Linked DNA regions of Homo sapiens: region 2 is linked to region 1. Evidence: chromatin loops called from intact Hi-C (ENCODE). Cell type or tissue: heart left ventricle. All regions are shown on one strand. Each heading gives the region's core, and the rest is flanking DNA. Links, peaks and the distances in the headings are about the cores only. Region 1 has its middle 35 kb from the start of LINC00923. Region 2 has its middle 130 kb from the start of LINC02351.

The links. A loop is a pair of places that touch in the nucleus more often than their neighbours do. Peaks named below come from ENCODE experiments on the same cell type or tissue, not always from the same donor. Only the 100,000 strongest peaks of a DNase experiment are listed, where the experiment ranks them.
Region 2: a loop joins it to region 1, with 12 times the contacts of the local background. A loop is called at or near these places in 76 of 110 quality-filtered maps.

The regions. Positions count from the first base shown.
Region 1 is chr15:97,906,689-97,912,073 of GRCh38, reverse strand. No RefSeq gene overlaps it. Among named protein-coding and RNA genes, the nearest start is that of LINC00923, 35 kb to the right of the region's middle. In heart left ventricle, for the core only: CTCF peaks have their summits at 2,381 and 2,584 (motif pointing left); a DNase peak (open chromatin) is centred at 2,563; H3K27me3 peaks cover 1,441 bases.
Region 2 is chr15:98,292,597-98,297,981 of GRCh38, reverse strand. No RefSeq gene overlaps it. Among named protein-coding and RNA genes, the nearest start is that of LINC02351, 130 kb to the left of the region's middle. In heart left ventricle, for the core only: a CTCF peak has its summit at 2,627 (motif pointing right); no DNase peak of the experiment used is centred there; H3K4me3 peaks cover 150 bases; H3K27me3 peaks cover 1,692 bases.

The DNA.
Region 1 (5,385 bases), core at 193-5,192:
AAACACATCACAGAAATCTATGCAGCTATTAAATAGGTAGATATTTGTGTATTGGCATAGAAATTCCTTTTTCCAAGACATATTTTTAATTGAAAAAAGCAAGTTGCAGAACAATACATGAAGTGTGATGGCATTTATATTGCTAAAAACATCGCAATTACACATTTCTATAACTATGTATGTGTCTATGTTAATGCAGAGAGAAGATGCCCTCCCTGGAGGGGCTAAGCACGGAAAAGGCCAGAAAGTATTTTTACCTTACATTGAAATATTTTACAAAAATATATCATCTGAAGCTAGTGTATTTAAAAATAAATGTGCCGGGCCGGGTGGTTGGCACCTGTAGTCCCAGCTACTCGGGAGGCTGAGGCAGGAGAATGGCGTGAACCCGGGAGGCAGTGCTTGCAGTGAGCCGAGATGGTGCCAATGCACTCCAGCCTGGGGGACACAGCGAGACTCCGTCTCAAAAATAAATAAATAAATAAATAAATAAATAAATAAATAAAATACTTGTTTAAAATGAAGGGGGAAATAAGATTCTGTATTTTCTTATACTAACAAAAGTCCTATAATTTTTAAGATTTTCCTTCTAATAATTTTCCATTTGTTTCTATTTTTACATAGTTGTGCTAAGTACAAACACAACATTTAAAAATATTATATATAATTATTTTTGAATAAAGATAAGTATATATGTATTATATATATATATTATAAATATAGAAAAGGATGAAGAGGAAAACCAAAGTGTCCCATGATTCCAGTGTCCACACAGTCCTATTTAGTAATGTGGATGCCTAGGAAATGCAAGAAGTTCAGAAAGGAACACAGAAAAATGGAGGCTTTGCTCATTTTGCCTCTAAGCACCCTCCACCCAATTTCCCAAGGACAGTTCCTAGTAATGCTTTTAGGAGGGATCACCACAGCTAATATTTAGTAGGCATTTATTATGTTACTATCAGACACTGTTCTAAAGTACTTTGTAATAATTAGCCCATTTAATTCCCATAGCTCTATGAATTAGGGTCTATTGTTGTTACCATTTCACCGATGAAGAAGCTAAGGCACAGAGAAGCTAAGGACACTGCTGACAATCACACAGCTAGAAAGTGGTGAAGCCAGGATTCAAATCCAGAGAATCTGGCTCCTGAGTCTCAGTATTACCTAGTGCACCACGCTGCCCCGATTACAATAGGTCCTTAATATCACAAACTTATCTAATACCATATGTCTACATGGGTCTTTAAATATCACACAAGGGGCTAGGCGTGGTGGCTTATCCCTGTAATCCTAGCACTTTGGGAGGCAGAGGTGGGTGGATCACCTGAGGTCAAGAGTTTCAGACCAGCCCGGCCAACATGGTGAAACCCCGTCTCTACTAAAAATACAAAAATTAGCCAGGTGTGGTGGTGCGCACCTGTAATCCCAGCTACTAGGGAGGCTGAGGAAGGAGAATCGCTTGAACCCAGGAGGCAGATGTTGCAGTGAGCTGAGATCGCACCATTGCACTCCAGCCTGGGCAACAGAGCAAAAACTCTGTCTAAATAAATAAATAAATATTGCACAAGGAGGTCACAGCATACCTGCTGTGCTAAACCTTGCATTTTCCTTTTGAGAAAAGTTACCTTAATATCAGCTCATTCTAACGACCTTTATCCTTTTAATAAATAACAATATTTTCTATTGTAGGGAAATAACTCTGTTCATGAATGCTACTGCTATTTACTATTTCTTTTTTATTTTATTTTTTTCACTTTTCTTGTTTTATTTATGTTTTCTCCCTCTTCTGGGGTCAGTTTTGTGCCTTGTATTTTCCTTGAAAATGCTCTACTTTTTTTCTGTTTTATATTTCTTTCATTCCTTTATTATCCTCTTCCATGTGTTATGTGAGTTTATTTTATTTTTGTTTTACTTAACATTTTGAACTGGATGTTTAACTCATTAATTTTTTCTTATTTAATTATGTAGGTTTTAATGCCATGAATCGAAAAAACACATTTTTTTCTTGCTGTTCTGCCTTAAAAAAAAAAAAAAAACAAGAATTACTTAAGAGACAGTTTAGAATTTTCTAGATGGTTGACTTTTTCCTTTCCAATTTATACGTCTTTCCTGACTTGCACTTCTTGTTTGATGACTAAGTCTTTTTTTTAATATTATGAAGGCTTATTATAACATTTACCTTTTCCTGCCCATATTTCCCATAGTAATTTAGTTTTTAATTGTATATTTAAATACATTTCATGTTCATATCTAGCACATTGTGTCTTGCATTGAAAATGCAACATTATTGTTTCATTCCTTATAATTTTTGATGGAAAAAGCATGCTATTCTGCATATATCATAATTTCCTTGGCCATTTCTTTAGTGTTAGATATTCATATTGCTTCCAGTTTTCCTCTTACTTATTATATTGAAATCACCTTTCTTAAGGATGTGTTCCTCAACCCCATATTTTGCACTACTTCTACAATGAGAGAATTCTCTAAGTGGGATTGTGTTGGTCATATTGAAGCCCTAGGCCATCTATACCTCTCAGCCTTGAGCAGCCCCGATTCCTACAGGAACCGTGTTAGGCTGCCCTCTCATGGCAGCCACTGTCACTGCACTTGCATGGTTACTTCCACCCTGTTGATGTTGGTCCTCAGAACTGCACTGGGCAATTCAATGAGAGACTGCTCTCTTTGAAGTGAGGTGGGTTTCTCTTTATTCCTAGGATGTTCCTTCTTGATGCCCCGCATTTTCATATACTAAATCTCAGAACCCTTCCCCAAATCATCTCTGAGAGTTGAGACTGACGACATTGCTGGAAAAGAACCACAGAATTTGTACTCTAAGAATAGTTGGGATCATTTTTCTGTAAGCTAATTGTCATGCACTTATCTGTATAAAAAACTACCTACCACTTTTTACCTTCACAAGAAACCTTGAAATATTTCTCTGCAAGTTAATACCCATCACATTTTAACCTTATATATAATGTTACTTTGTAAATGAAAAAGGTTTTTCTTACATATTTTCAGTAGTAATGAATGGCTGGGCCGGGGCTGACCCATGGACATATCCACAAGGGAGGCTAGAGAACCAATCTCTTGCTACAAAACAAGACTTTTCTGCAGTGGTGTTGGGTGCAATGTGGCAGGCTGAGCTGATTCTCTTGTTGTGAAATTGGTTCAAGCCAGCACACACTGAGACCCTCTCTTGACTGTATTCCCTTACTTTCCATGTCCTGCCAATTCTATTTGTCAAGCATCACTCAAATCCATCCATCTCTCCTCCCACTGCCAGCACCCTGCCAGTTCTAGGTGCATTGGTATCTTATCTGGATTTCTGCATGAGCCTCCACCTATCTCCTGCTTTCAGACTTGCCTTTTTAGTCCCTTCTCTGCTTAGAAGTGAGAAGGATCTTTTGGTAAATGGAAGGGTCTTGTTCTGTTTCCCAGGCTGGAGTGCAGTAGTGTGATTGTAGCTCACTGCAGCCTTGAACTCCTGGGCTCAAGTGCTCCTCCTGCCTCAGCCTCTCAAGTAGCTGGGACTATAGGTGTGTGCCATCACACCAGGCTAATTTACTTTTTTTTTTTTTTTGGTAGAGTCAGGGTCTCACTATGTTGCCCAGGCTGGTTTTGAACCCCTGGCTTTAAGCAATCCTTCCATCTCAGTTTCACAAAGTGCTAGGATTACAAGAGTGAGCCACCATGTCTGGCCCTGGGATATTATTTATTTTTTTTACTATCACTTTTTTTTTTGCATAAAAGCCTTTGGTAGTCTCTATAACTCTTGTAATCAAATTCATATTTATTAACATAAGCAGGCTGTGCTTCCTCCGCTGCCTCTGGGCTCTTCTGCATGCTGTTCTCTTGGAACACACTTCTCTCTCTTCTCTATGGGGCTAACTTTGACCAATCCTTAATTCCAATCCGAGGTTTGACTTCTCTGGAGAAATTTTCCTTTATCTTCCAGGTTTCCTATATGCCTCCTGTAATCCAGTATCCCAAAGTTCTCATATTGTGTTAGTTCCAACAAATGAGATTGTAAGCTGTGTAAAGTTGAGGGTATCTTGGTCATGTTTGCTATATCAGTGAGACATTGTGTTTGACTACTAAGAGCAGAGACTAAACAGAATGTGATGAAAGGATGTTTTTCTCACATATCACAATCTAGAGGAAAGCACGTCAGAGCTGGTGTGAGGACTCCATAGGCTCACTGGGAAACCAGTCTTCCTCTGTGTTGCTGCTCTGCACTCTTATCACTTTGCTTTCATCCTTAAGGTTGCTTCATGGTCCAAGACAGCTACCAGAGCTCCAGCCATTACATCCATGATCCAGACAGAAAAATGAAGAAGAGAGGGACAAAAAGAGTTTGCACAGCCATTTTTCTACCATTTAAAGAGATTTCTCATAACCCTCTCCAATAATGTCAGCTTATATCTCATTAGTCAGAACTTAGTTTCGTGGATGTACCTAGCTACAAGCTAGGCCAGGAAATGGCCCTAGAAACAATACCACCCCAACTAAAACAGGTTCTATTATTGGGAAGCAAGATAGGAAAGAAGATAGGCTGGTGACTGGCCTGACATCTGGGTGCTTCCCTCTCTTTCTAGAGCTCCCCAGTTATTAGTGTGCACCTGTGGAAGTCCTGCCTCAGTTCCTCCGCTATCAGTAGAATATCACAGGGGCATTAAACAAATGAAAGAGTGCATTTTTCTGTGTAATCTTTACAGCAATCCTTGGAGGTAGGGACCTTTGTTATCCTCATTATATACACAAGGAAATAGGCTATGACCTTAGTAAGTCATTGTGATTATATATATATGTGTATATATATATAAAACACAATATAAATGTGTGTGTAAATTCTGGCACCATTTTTTTTTTTGAGATAGGGTCTCACTTTGCCACCCAGGCTGGAGTGCAATGGTGCAATTATGGCTCACTGCAGCCTTGACCTCTTTGGGATCAGGTAATCCTCCCAAGTAGCTAGGACAACAAGCACGCACCACCATGCCCAGCTAATTTTTGTAGTTTTTTTGTAGAGATGGGGTTTTGCCACATTGCCCAGGCTGGTCTCAAACTCCTGGGCTCAAGCGATCCACCTGCCTTGGCCTCCCAAAGTGCTGGAATTACATGTGTGAGCTACTGCGCCACACCTCTGACACCATTTGTAACGATGATAAGAATTGATATGAGTGCTGGTGCCCTGGAGTACTCTGCCACGACACTCAACTCAAACTGAGAGAATCAAAGAGGGGAGGAAAGACCAAACAGGAATGGGCTAAGTGAAGAGGGTAGGATGGGGAAGGAGGTCTAGCTTCTGGCATTGTTTTCCACTCCTTGGCTAGCATGTAAATTCTTTGTGGGAGGTCCACATCCTGTCTGTATTCTTCATAA
Region 2 (5,385 bases), core at 55-5,054, 390 kb before region 1:
ATTCCTCAGTGTAAATGCGGTGGATTACATTTCCCCTGCTTCACAAGTGTTGGAGGATCCACTGTGAAAACTTTGAAGATTGATTTTTATATTTACGTGTGGGGCTGCCCTAGGAAAAACAGTCTCAGTCACATTCTTATTCCTCCTAGACAGGATGGGCACCATGAAGCCTCCCCCAGCCACTCTGTCTGTAGGGATGTCCCACTCTCTGCTTCTACGGCACCCAGGTGCATCAGTTGCCAGAAGGCCAGCTTCCCCAGCCCCTGCTGGCTTCATGGGCATTTGACCTCTGCAGTCACACAGGGACTCATGTTCAGAAGAGCCCTGTGCATGGTTGAATCCTCTGCCATTGCCATCTTTAAATACTCCATGATTTTATCTTTACACTTGTGATGAAGTCCAATGGGACAATACAGCATGCACCTGAGCAGAGGAGATACGCGTGGTATGTGTGTTTGCTGCCATTCCTTGCCTCATGAGCACAGAATTCTGGTGCTCCCATGATGGTGGGAGTTCAGAAAGACTCAAAGTGAGAACAAGATTACTCAAAGTGAGTACAAGTGTTACATCTTTGATTAAGTATGGGCCTGATGGGCCATGCTTTCCATTCAAACTAGAATTTGACTCAAAATGGAAAGAAGGATATGATGTTCTAAGGACATCATCAGCCAAGGAAGCCTAGCATATTCTTTTTCATTCCTGTTGTTTCTCTGTGTTAGTCAACCACTTATGCCAGTAGTTATGACATAGGAGGAAAGGGAACTAGCCTTTCTTTTCGTTCTTTTCTTTTTGAGATAGGGTCTTGGTCTGTCACCAGGGCTGGTGTGCAGTGGCACGATCTCAGCTCACTGCAACCTCTGCTTCCTGGGCTCAAGCAATCCTGCCACCTCAGTTTCCCAAGTAGCTGGGACTACAGGGGCATGCCAGCACACCCAGAAACTTTTTTTTTGTATTATTTGTAAAGATGGGATTTCACCATATTGCCCATGCTGGTCTCCAACTCCTGGGCTCAAGTGATCCATCTGCCTTGGCTTCCCAAAGTGCTAGGATTACAGGCGTGAGTCACTGCACCTGGCCTTCAGTCCTGTCTTAATCCTCAGTAACTCGAAGGCAGAGGGTGCTGGTAGAATGTATGCATATCCAGAAATGAAATAAAACCAGCAAAGCTAGTTTTTGTGCAGCATTTCCAGTAAGGGATTGGTTGAAAGGCCAGGGCGATTGTGCCATTGTGTGCCTCTGAATGCAATCATCTGTACTGGTTAAACCTCACCGCCCCCAAACCTATTTATGTATAAGTTAGGAAATACAAATTCTATAATTTCTGTGATTCTGCATGTGAGCTACATGCTTTGAGCTAAATGCTTCCATTAGTATTGTAAGATGGCAAGGCACAGGAATGGTAAGATTCGTGCTATCAATTTACGTTTAATTTTTCCAAACCTAGCAGCTATTAAATAGCAAATAATAACACTGCAAGTCAAAAGAGAGACAGCAGGAGAAAGGAAAAGTCCTTATATTTTAGTACCTTTCCTGGCACCTTCTTTCCTGCTTTTTGGAAAAGGGGCCCAGCATTTTCACTTTGCACTGGGCCCTGTGCATTCTGTAACTGGCTCTGGCCAGCTCAACTGGTGCCCAGCAAACACTGTCTCCTGCTCACTGCACTCCAAGTCCCAACTAGGGCCAACAGTGGCAAGAATGAGCTGTCACTGTGAACTCGGCCCTGGTCCCAAAGAGTTTCTGCTGTGATTCCCATCATTTTTATTTTCAAGGAATTAAGGCAAAAACTTCAGGCTCTGTTTGGGGTCAATGTTGGGCCCATTCTCCTTAAGAGGGAATAATAAGTTATTTAATTGTCTATAGGCCAGAGAGCATCATAAGGCACATACATTTTTAAAAATAAAATTTCACATAACCCCAATATATAACAAAAAGAGGAAAAAAAGAGCCAACATAGATATTCTCTGAAATGTGTAAACCCTTTGGAAATTTCCATGACAGAAGGTTTAGAACAGTCTCTAACGGTGATTTGCACACAACAAAAAGTCACATCTGTATCTGATTACCTTATGGAGATTTCCCAGGGACTTTTCCCCAAAGGTGTGTTACAGCTCGTGCTTTCAATAGTAAGGATAGATAAAAGATAGACTGGATTAAGAAAATGTGGCACATATACACCATGAAATACTATGCAGCCATAAAAAATGATGAGTTCACGTCCTTTGTAGGGACATGGATGAAATTGGAAATCATCATTCTCAGTAAACTATCGCAAGAACAAAAAACCAAACACCGCATATTCTCACTCATAGGTGGGAATTGAACAATGAGATCACATGGACACAGGAAGGGGAACATCACACTCTGGGGACTGTTGTGGGGTGGGGGGAGGGATAGCATTGGGAGATATGCCTAATGCTAGATGACGAGTTAGTGGGTGCAGCGCACCAGCATGACACATGTATACATATGTAACTAACCTGCACAATGTGCACACGTACCCTAAAACTTAAAGTATAATAAAAAAAAAAAGAAAAAAAAAGATGTTAACTTTGGATGCTATCCTTAAAAAAAAAAAAAAAAAAAAAAAAAAAAAAAAAAATCCTTGTCTTTTAACACTAGAGGTCACTCTGCAACCGCAAATGCGAAATAAGCACCCTGGGGCTCCAGAAGGTCAGTACAGCTAATCTGTAGAAATTGCTGAACCATGAGCCAAATTTGTACCTAATTACGGGTTGCTTTGATGCAGCCCCGCTCCTATTAAAAGTTTCTCTCTTTCCTGCAGAATTGTGGATGTTGTGACTTATATGTTTCTACTGAGCCCTAATATTTCTCAGCTAAGCAGGGGCATTGCAGGCGCTGTAACCAAGAACACACATCTCTCTACATTCCAGGTTTTTGATGTTCATTATCCAGATGGAAAAGAGCATCTGCCGCTTGGGTATCAAATGGTGATAACTTGGTCTTTATTTCTTTATGAGACTGAGGTCGAGACAGATTTAACACAGCCCTGCATGTGGGCGTGCAAAGACTGCAGGCACAGCACGTTGTGCAGAAACGATTGACAAATATTTTCAGAGTTTCTCTGTCCTGTTTTTGGAGATACATAAAACTGACTCTGCATCCAGTGTATGGAAATAGGGTTATTTGCATCTATTGGGGATTGGAACCCGCAAATGGTTTCTTAATCGAAAATTAAAATCCTTGTGCAGCCTCCCTAGAAGACTTCAATTTCCTTTGGCTAGTTACCCTTTCGGAGTAATTAATGTTATTTCTGATTTGGATTCCTGAGAGTTTGGATATCTGTCTATGCAGTAATTTCACATATAATTGCATGCGAAAATGTGTGTTTTATTTCTTTACTGGCTCCTAATCTGTGGTATTTCTGTCTGTGATGGATGGGAGTTATGAGGGTCTTCACGGTCTCTTCGTTTAGGGAGAGTGGAATTCCTGAGCTGGGCAGGCAGAAAAGACCTGAATATCAAACAATGAAAAATAACGGGAATAGTGGGAGGTTGTCACTCTCTGCAATATCTTCCTGAGGCATGGATGGGAATTTTGCAACAGAGGCAGGTGATACACAGGAAATGCAAAGCTCTCTTCTTTGGAGGGCGGGCTCGGCTCCCATGCTAGAAGTGCCTTGACACTGGCAGCCTCAGCTGGGGTGGAGGGCAGTCTCCTTGCTGTTCCGCTTAGCCCCCAGCACTTGCAGCAGATGAAGAGCTGGTGTGGATAAAGTGGAGCTGCTGTGCTGCTCCTGGGTCCAATTCCTCACATGCGGGGGTGGCCACATTTAGGAAGAGTTTAGCCCTGGACCAGCCAGACCCCTTCCTCTCTGGATTATAGCACAATCGCGCAATCACCCTGACCTCCTCTGTGTTGGATTTTCTGTTGTATTTTGCTTAGATTTAGAGCACTCAGGGTGGTAGAGATCATGACTCTCTGTAAGGAGATAACAAAAATACGCTATGGTCACTTATCTCGGCACCTGGCCCGTCCAACCATCGATTTCCCATCTCGATTCACAAGGTGCTGAATGGAGCCGATCAATTTAACAGCACCGATGGGACTCAAATATTCCCATAATCTATATTATCAGTGGACTTCCTTCCTGATGTCCTCATCTGACCTGGTCACCGTGGCTTCTTGATCGGAGAAATTAAAGCAGGGATTGGGAGGTCTTTATAATGTGAGAATGTCGGCTTTAGCGTGGCCACTCTGGGGGACTGAGGGTTCACCATGCCCACACCCCTGCTGCGAATGCTTTTAGTAATGTGCACGCTTGGATTTAAATTAGGAGCCCCAATTAGTCTCTTGTTTTCTAGCAGCCTGCAAAAACACCATTTAGGGAGGAACTGTTTAGAAAGCAGGTTTTTACTTAATAAACAGTGATCAATCGAATTGATTAACCATGAACACATTCCCACTGAGTCTGTGGGTGGCGCTTGTTGTTGATAATTGCGGTTCGTGAGTACAAGACTATTAAGTGGCTGCTCATAGACGATTTCCCAGCCCTTTCACCTAAGAGAACTGGGGGCGCGCTCTGGGGGTGCCGGCAACTGTTGACAGCATTTTTTGGGTTGGGGCTGTGCCTGAGCCAGCCTCTGCCCCCAGCAGGCCTTTGGAGCATCTCTATCAATTGTGGCCATTTACTAGACACTGGCAGACATTTTTGTAAACCTCGCATCTGTTTTTTCACTAATTCACGCGGTAATTAGGTGTTCTCACGCCGGCTTTGTGGCTTTCCATAAACGGTAAGTGGAACCGCCTGTGCGTTAGAATTAGTGCTGTGTTCTGTGCGAGGCTTATTACCACCGAGGCTCTCTCTCTGCTCGCTGGAACGGCAGCTAGAAAACTGGGAGGAGAGCTTCCTGGCAGCATTAGCAAACTAGCAGCCCCTGAAGGGCGACGAGAAAGATGTAAGTGAGGGCGGGTTCGGCGGGAGAGCCCCCGGTTGCCCTGCGCGGTTGCGGCGCGCGCCTGGAGTTGCGCTTGATGAACGCAGCCCGGGGGCGCAGCGAGCACGGCCGGGCGGGCTGCCCCGGGGCTCCGGGCCCAGCTCCCAGCCCAGGGGACGGACTGTTCTTTGTGGGACAGAGGGGAGAGGACGCCTGCCATTTGGAACCCCTGCTGATGCTCCAGCTCATTTTGGGCAGGTTTCTGAGCCTCTCTTGGCGTAGTTTACCTAATTAACAAAAGTACAGAATAGCAACGCAATGTCTTCTGTTATGTGGGTTAGAACGCCCTTTATGCCCTCGGTGCTGGCCCTGGGTAAACGGGAAGCCGCCAGAGGGCTGGGTGACTTTACAGGTGCCTTGACCAAGGGCTCCTCGGGGCCGAGTGATCTCCTGCGCCCTCTAGCGGTGTGCATACCAACTCTCCGTGGAC